Regions from separate parts of the Mus musculus genome. Here all the other regions are linked to region 3. The links are chromatin loops, found by intact Hi-C in ENCODE. Cell type or tissue: heart. All regions are shown on one strand.

Region 1 (2,500 bases), 64 kb before region 3:
TTCTGTACCTGGATGAGCCTATTTGACTAGACAGAGTAAGTGTTCAAAGGAGAGACGACAGCAGCACAGTGGCAGTGGGGGCTGTGCTCAGTGGTGGGTGTGGGAAAGGAAGGGACTTAGAAGCCACAGACAGGTGGGGGCCAAACTCTGGACGCTTACCCAGTGAAGCGTGCACAGGGCCATCTGCCTCCACCTTTCTGCACCACACAGAACAAAACCATCGGCCATTTCTGATACACACACACACACACATTGTCACATAGCTCTCAGGCGTCTTGGGAGTGTAGAGTCCCCTCATAGGTTTTTAGGTTGGAAACACAGTGTCACTAAGCACCTTTCTTACACTTTGAATGTTATAGTAACTTAAGTGGTTCGTTTGCTCTGCCATGCAGACAGTTCACCACTTCATGGTGGTGAGCAGGTGTGCAGCTTTGCCCTTCTCCAGCACATAAACAGAAACAGGAAAACACATCTCTTTGGGGATACTGATTTGTTTCATTTGGAAGACCAACCAAAAAAGTGAGGGGACTAGCAGGGGTGGACTTCTCTAAGAAGACCCTCCTTGTCCCTTTGTTTCTGACTCCATCTGTCTGTCTGCCTGTCTCTCTTCCTGTCCCTCTCTCTTTCCTGTCCCATCTGCACCTCTCCTCCTCCTCTTCTTCTTCTTCTTCTTCTTCTTCTTCTTCTTCTTCTTCTTCTTCTTCTTCTTCTTCTTCTTCTTCTTCTTCTTCTTCTTCTTCTCCTCCTCCTCCTCCTCCTCCTCCTCCTCCTCCTCCTCCTCCTCCTCCTCCTCCTCCTCCTTCTCTCTCTCTCTCTCTCTCTCTCTCTCTCTCTCTCTCTGTGTGTGTGTTTAGTCAGGAGTCCACATAGAGGCCAGAGGTCTTCCTCTATTGTTTTCCACATTACATATATATATATATATTAAACACAGGGTCTCCACCTGAACTCACTAGTTGGCTAGACTGTCTGGCAAGTAAACCGCAGGAACCCTCCTGTCCTTGTCTGCAGTGCACAGTGCTGGGATTACAGGCAAGCACCTTGCCCAGTTTTGGTGTGGGTGTTGGATCCCTAACTGCAATCCTCATCTTTGTGTTGGGAACATTTTATCTGCTACTCCATCTCCGAGGTGGCCCTCCAGACTTCTTCTAAATCTTCTGCTAATACTTCCTAACAAACCTGAGCTCAGAATGTCAGCTCCCATGAAAGGGCAAGGTATGCACTTTGATTTTTATTTTATTTTATTTTATTTTACCAATGGATGCAATTAGGATCTTAAAGAGGAAAATTTGGTTTTCTAGAGTCAGCTGTTTGACAGTTTCTACTGAGACACAGCTGCCTGCAGAGGGTAGTGTGGGCAGCCAACTGCTGCTATTTGAGATGAGGAAATTGGCCCAGGACCCGCAGGCAAGCACACAGTGAACAGCATGTTCCTAAGGACTGTGAGTGAGTCTCATCTGGAAGACAACAGCATCAACGGTTCTGGAGTCGGCCTGGTTATTTAAACCTTCTGCCTTGGAACTGAGTTCATAGTTCACCAATATCAGCAGAAATTCTCTATTTTTGTTGTCTACTGTCACAAAAGGATAAGAAACTACTTGAGATAAATAGGAACTAATGATTACAGAGAGTTCATACCCTTTGTCACATTTAATTCTTACAATAACTCAGAGAGATTGGTGTGGCTCCCTCCACTTCCTTCCTTCCTCCTCCTCCTCTTCCTCCTCTTCCTCCTCCTCCTTTTCTTCTTCTTCTTCTTCTTCTTCTTCTTCTTCTTCTTCTTCTTCTTCTTCTTCTTCTTCTTCTTCTCCTCCTCTTCCTCCTCCTCCTCCTCCTCCTCCTTCTCTTCCTCCTTCCCTTCTCCTCCTCCTCCTCTTCCTCCTTCTTCTTCTTTTGAGAATGTGGTTCACTATGTGGCATTGACTGTCCTGGGACCTGCTATGTAGACCAGGTTGGCCTCTAAGTCAGAGATCTGCCTGCTTCAACCTCTCCAGTGCTGAGATTAAAGGTGTATGCCATCTGACTTCCCTCCATTTCTTAAATGTGTGTGTGTTGGACATGTGTGTCTCTTTTTTTGTGTGCATCAGATGTGTGTGTTTGTGTATATTTGTGTGTGTTTATGTGCTGGATATGTGTGGATGTGTTTATATGTATGTATGTGTTGGATTTGTGTGTATGTGTGCATATATATGTGTGGTATGTATATGTACATATGTGTGTGTGCTAGATGTGTGTGCATGTATCTGATGTATGTGTGTATATGTAAGTGTGCATGTGTTTGGTGTGTGTGTGGGGTATGTGTATGTATGTATATCTGTATGCACAAGTATGCACATGTGTGCATTGTGTGCATGTGCACATAAGTGTATGTATTTGAGTGTGTGGCATATGGCTATGAATGTATGTGTGTGTGACTGAATGTGTATGTGTGTGTGAGTATGGGTATATGTGTGAGTGTGTTTATGTGTATATGTGTATTTATGTGTATGTATGTGTATGTGAG
Region 2 (2,500 bases), 110 kb before region 3:
CAAAGATTAACTTTGGGATGCTAGGGGAAGTTTCCCAGTTGTAGAGAGCTGTGATATTAAACAGTGATACAAGCCAGTGTCTCTCCCTTAAGGGAATAGAAGGCCTCCTGGAAATTTGGCATGAAAACAAAGTTTGTGTAAATCCCAAGGTTTTTCTACAACTGCACTGCACAATTGGAAATGTTTTCCCACAGAATAACCTTTCAAAATGCTCAGTGTATGACCTGGAATGAGAAAACTGTATCGTGTCTGTGTTTTGACAACTGGAGTTTACATTTCCAAGGTAATACTGCTTCTTTTTTTGCAGTTTTCTTCTTGCTGTTCATGGTTTTATTCTTGCAATAATTTGCTGAATCTGAGTTTGACACTACCTTCGGACCAGAAATATTCCTTTCTTTCTATGTGGCATATCCTGTCTTCTCAGGTGGCTCTGGGTTCTACTTCCTCTTCCTGGATATCTGTTAAGAGAACTGTAGCAGGTAGCCCAGCCAAACAGTGTGTGTTCTCAGCTGATCTGCTTGGGTGGTCTCAGGTGTTGAAGAGGATTGAGTTATACTCAGCATCAGCTCAGTTCATTGGTTAGTTTAGAATAAGGAATGTCTGCGTGTCTTCTATTTAATAAATATTTATTAGCCACCCACCCTGCATAATCAGAATCACAGTCCACATGCCTGTGGTGACGCCAGGTGACATGGAAAGACAAGCATCAAATACTTGTTTGTAACCAGGATAAAACTACAGAGGACAAATACAGGTTTCTGTGAACACATGTCCAAGGAACCGACTTTGCATGATAAGCCACGGTCGGGAACGGCTTCCTTGGAAGTCATGTCTCAGCTGAGCTTAGAAGGGTAAGCCGAATGTGTCTTCAGATGGAAGGCTGAACACAGCCCCTGGGTCTGCAGGGAACAGGAAGTTGTAGGGCAGTTCTGGGCCAGCAGGGCCCCTGCAAAGGCAGCAGAGAAGGATGAAGGGAAAGTGTAGAATCTGTGCCTGAGCTCAGGCACCCCATTACTGACTTGCAGGCCTGGCTTCACAGCTCTATCAATTTTTAAAATGTGTTTTGTTTGTGTTTGCGTGGTCTCCAAATAGCAGAAAATCTGTGGATTAGTATATAAGGGGAAATGTATCTACACAAAACAAAAGGCCTTAAATACTGAGAGTGTTAGAACACATCTCAGATCAACCCAGGTCCAGCTTCAGCCTATATTTTGCCCATTCCCTATCCCCCATTCCCCATTTCCCATCCCCCATTCCCCGTCTGTGGTTTTTCCCTCTTCTCATCCAGAAAAGGCTGGCCTCAGGCACAGACACCATTCAGATAGGAGGAAGAGGGAAATGTACTGTGCTGGGTCCATTTTCAGAAACTCTCAGAGTCCCAGGAATCCTTGGTAACTATCTTCCTGTTCCTCACTGGCCAGAATGCAGGCCAAACAATAAAGGCCTGGAGAGAAGTAGCAGCAAGCGGAGAAGGGCTTCAGGGACACAAATGACATTTGATTCTACTTTACTGTTCCCTCACTCCAGGCAAGGACTCAGCTTTTACATCCACAAGGGCAATGGGACGCTGTGGTTCTAAGGGCCTCTACCTCAGAGTTGCTAAGGCATTACTTAGCCTTCAGTCAATAGGATTTCCCACAGGGCACTACAGTCTGGTCAGGAGGGCTGGGTAGTCCATCCCATTCTATCCTTAACACAGTGAGGAGAACAGAGCAGTTTCAGGGAGGCAGCATGACCACATCTGTGTTAGACCGAGGCCTCAGTTTATCCTTTAACACACATTTCCCAATTTATGCAGGATTTCGGCACAATGCTGTCTTCGCTCTCGGCTTACTCTTCTTTGTAATTCTCCTTTGGCAACCTCAAATGTTTTGAGATGTGTAAAATTAGAATCAATTGCAGGTGTCTGAGTTCCTTTGATTTTGACTTTTTAAAGGTTTTTTTTTTTAAACTTGGGGCAACTTAATGCCATAACAACAATTGTCTGAGAACGCACCTATAGTTTAGGAAGGAATTAGCCCTACAGATTTGACTGCACTTAGTGACCTTGTGCCCCTCTACGAAGAGCCATGGCTCTCTTAGTGTGTCTAAAGGAACCCGTATGCATTCCTTAGCTCTCCCCGCCCCCGAGGCCCTTCCACTTCCTTCCTATAGTTTTTTTTTTAGAAACAAGTGTGTTTTTCTCACGTCCGGCAACAAAGGATGTTTTGTGCTGCTACTGAAGTTGTGTGTGTGTGTGTGTGTGTGTGTGTGTGTGTGTGTGTGTTACTTCAAAACTCCTTCTAGAAAGTGCTATCTGAATCTACATAGAGTTAGTAGAACTTTATCTCCAGTGAAAGTCTCTGGTGATTATTCTTGTCTCTGTGTGGCGTTGCCACAAGTTAACTTCAAAATCACTTTCTTGTGGGTTTTGAAGTAATCTAATTATAACCTAAATTGAAATTAACTCAGAATTCCTTCATAAGTTTTTATCCCTTAAAAACAGTGTCTAAGAAATTCT
Region 3 (2,500 bases):
GAAGTTCATGTGATTCAACAGTATATCATCAAACTGCCCACTCCAGTGGCAATCTTTCTCATCTCCATGAAAGTGTATAGTTTTAAAAACTCTTACACACCATGATTTCATCATGTTAGTCCCATTGATTTACTAAACGACTATGTGTTGTAGGGTTGAAAGTAACAAGAGACAGGTTATGCAGGTAACAGATGGAAGAGTCACAACCAGAGCCTACAAGTCCTGACTCCTAGACAAGTGTTCCTTTCACTGTGCCAGGCAGTTGAAAATTCTCAGCCTTATCAGATGCTTCTCATCGCTTCCCTTGAAAAAAACCACACAAGACAGCATGATGCTATCTGGCCTGTCACTGTCGATATCTCCATATGTGAGGGGGGAGGAGCAAAGAGAGAGAGAGAAATGTTTCTGCAGAGATTTCGATTTTGCAGAGATAGGATACAACTTGCTTCCCATCCAAAGATCTTGAGCAATTAACGAGACTATTGTCCACAAGTTGGTGCAGGGTTTAGCAATGAGATGGTAGCTGTTTGGCTGCTTCCCCTCTCACTCAAGGTCTCGAGGGACAAAACAGGAAACAGGGCCTTGTTCTGGCCAAAGCTGGATTCCTGTCCTGGCCCTGGACAGGCCATGTCTTCTCCAAGCTCCACTGCAGCTTGGTAAGAAGGCTAGTAACTACCACTTCGCCCAATTCTCAGACCTGCTTTAAGAGTTATTCCAGTGAAGGAATAACTGCATTTCTTGAAAATCATTTGTATCAAATGGCTCACGCATATACAGGGCTGTTACTAATGTGGTTAAGAGAGCACCAAGAACGATGGTTTAAAGGACTGCCTTCTGCTGAAAGCCACAAGGGCAGCCTTCGCTCCGAATTGTACTTTGCTTTTCCACACCAATCTCTAGAAGAAGAAGAAAAACGGTGACAGAGCTCCTCTGTTGTATTTGTTTTTCTTGTTTTTCTGAGGTAGGGTCTCATTCTGTAAAACAAGGCTGGCTTCCCCCCCCCCCCGAGGTGCCGGCATTAGAGGTGTGTGCCACCATGCACTTTAGGGGAAAGCATCACATTGCACAGGCTTGAGGAAGAGTGGAATGAACCGAGGCAACAGGCTGCCATAGTTACTTTCTTGTTGCTACAGAAAATACCCTGACAAAAACAACTGGAGGGAGGGAGATGTGGGTTATTTTCAGCTCCAGGGGACACTGTCTACCCTGGCAGGGAGGACAGGGCAGCTGGCAGCAGAGGTGCCAAGGTAGGAGTGAGAGGCTGGTTGGTCACCATGCATCCACACTCAGGAAGCAGAAGTGAATAGGAAGTGGAGCTGAGTTACGAGGCCTTTCCCCTGTGAGCCATTTCCTGCAGAGAAGCCCTGCCTCCTGAAGATTCCACAGCCTTCTCCGACACCACCACCAGCTGGAGAGCAAGTGTTCAAATATCTGAGCCTAGGGGTAAATTTCTCATCCAAAGCACTGCTTGAAACACACATAGTTTCTCTTAAAAATGTTTAGGGAAGAAACCTTCCTCTCCTGAGCCCATCACATGTCTGGGTACTGAGAGCCAGTTTATTATTCTGTGCTTACCGTTCACAGTGAAAATGACTAATATTCATCAGCTGCTAAGTACTGTGTTTCCTCTCCTAAAGTCAGGTACGTGGAAGGGAGCAGAGACTGTTAGTCAGCTTTCCATTGCTATAGCAAATAACTGAGCTGATCCAGTTTTTATTAAATAAGGGGTTTGAGATATTTTGGTCAGAATGGGAACTTTCATTCATATTGCAAGTGTACTGGGTGGTACTGCTAGACTGTGCACCTTGTGGTTGCAGAAGCAAAAGAGATGGGGGAGACGGGGACCACACAGCTCCCTCGGAGGACATCTCAGGGACAAAAAACAAGCATCTCCTACTACGTTCGTTCTATCACCTCCCAATAATTGGGGAGCAGAATTATAACACATGCGCCTTTGAGGACACTCAAGATCAGGTGTGTGTGGCTTTGTGAGGGCCCAAGACTTTTTTCATGCTGGGTAATCTATTACTAAGTTCACTCCCAGGTCCGGAGACTCTCAAGATCTTATCCAACGGATACCTGCAGAATGGTGGAGACATATGGAACCTTAAATCTATGGAGATGACTTGATTAATTCTTGCACAAATCGCTTATTGGAACCCACTGTCTTACTCCTTACTTTCCAGCCCACATCCTGTTCTTTCTCATCCATTGTTCTTGGCTTAGTGGAGGCTCATCCAACACTCACTATGTACGCATTCATGTACAGTGGACACTGATTCTCTCCTTCTCAATAAGTGTCCTACACAATGCTATGAGGTTTTGTCTCTCTGTGTGCAATCATTGGATGTAGTTTGAGACCTCTAGTGATGTTCCTCAGCATCCACCCAACAGCATACGTTCTAAAACTAGCTCCTCCACGAGGTTGTTTAATGGGCTGTAGCACTGAGACTGGCAGCACATATACGTTTTTACTCAGTCCTTCAGTCATGAAATAACT

The links. Peaks named below come from ENCODE experiments on the same cell type or tissue, not always from the same donor. Only the 100,000 strongest peaks of a DNase experiment are listed, where the experiment ranks them.
Region 1: it touches region 3 in a loop (2.0-fold over the local background); 2 of 42 quality-filtered maps call a loop at or near these places.
Region 2: a loop joins it to region 3, with 4 times the contacts of the local background. A loop is called at or near these places in 2 of 42 quality-filtered maps.

What each region holds. Positions count from the first base shown.
Region 1 is chr9:13,509,790-13,512,289 of GRCm38, forward strand. All of the region lies in intron 1 of Maml2 (mastermind like transcriptional coactivator 2), which reads left to right. Among named protein-coding and RNA genes, the nearest start is that of Phxr4, 80 kb to the left of the region's middle. In heart, a CTCF peak has its summit at 1,339 (motif pointing right); DNase peaks (open chromatin) are centred at 1,032 and 1,402.
Region 2 is chr9:13,468,058-13,470,557 of GRCm38, forward strand. The region is part of intron 1 of Maml2 (mastermind like transcriptional coactivator 2); the gene reads left to right. Among named protein-coding and RNA genes, the nearest start is that of Phxr4, 38 kb to the left of the region's middle. In heart, a CTCF peak has its summit at 951; a DNase peak (open chromatin) is centred at 2,134; H3K27ac peaks cover 1,806 bases.
Region 3 is chr9:13,573,814-13,576,313 of GRCm38, forward strand. The region is part of intron 1 of Maml2 (mastermind like transcriptional coactivator 2); the gene reads left to right. Among named protein-coding and RNA genes, the nearest start is that of Gm51666, 35 kb to the right of the region's middle. In heart, a CTCF peak has its summit at 1,396; DNase peaks (open chromatin) are centred at 568 and 1,288; H3K27ac peaks cover 1,151 bases.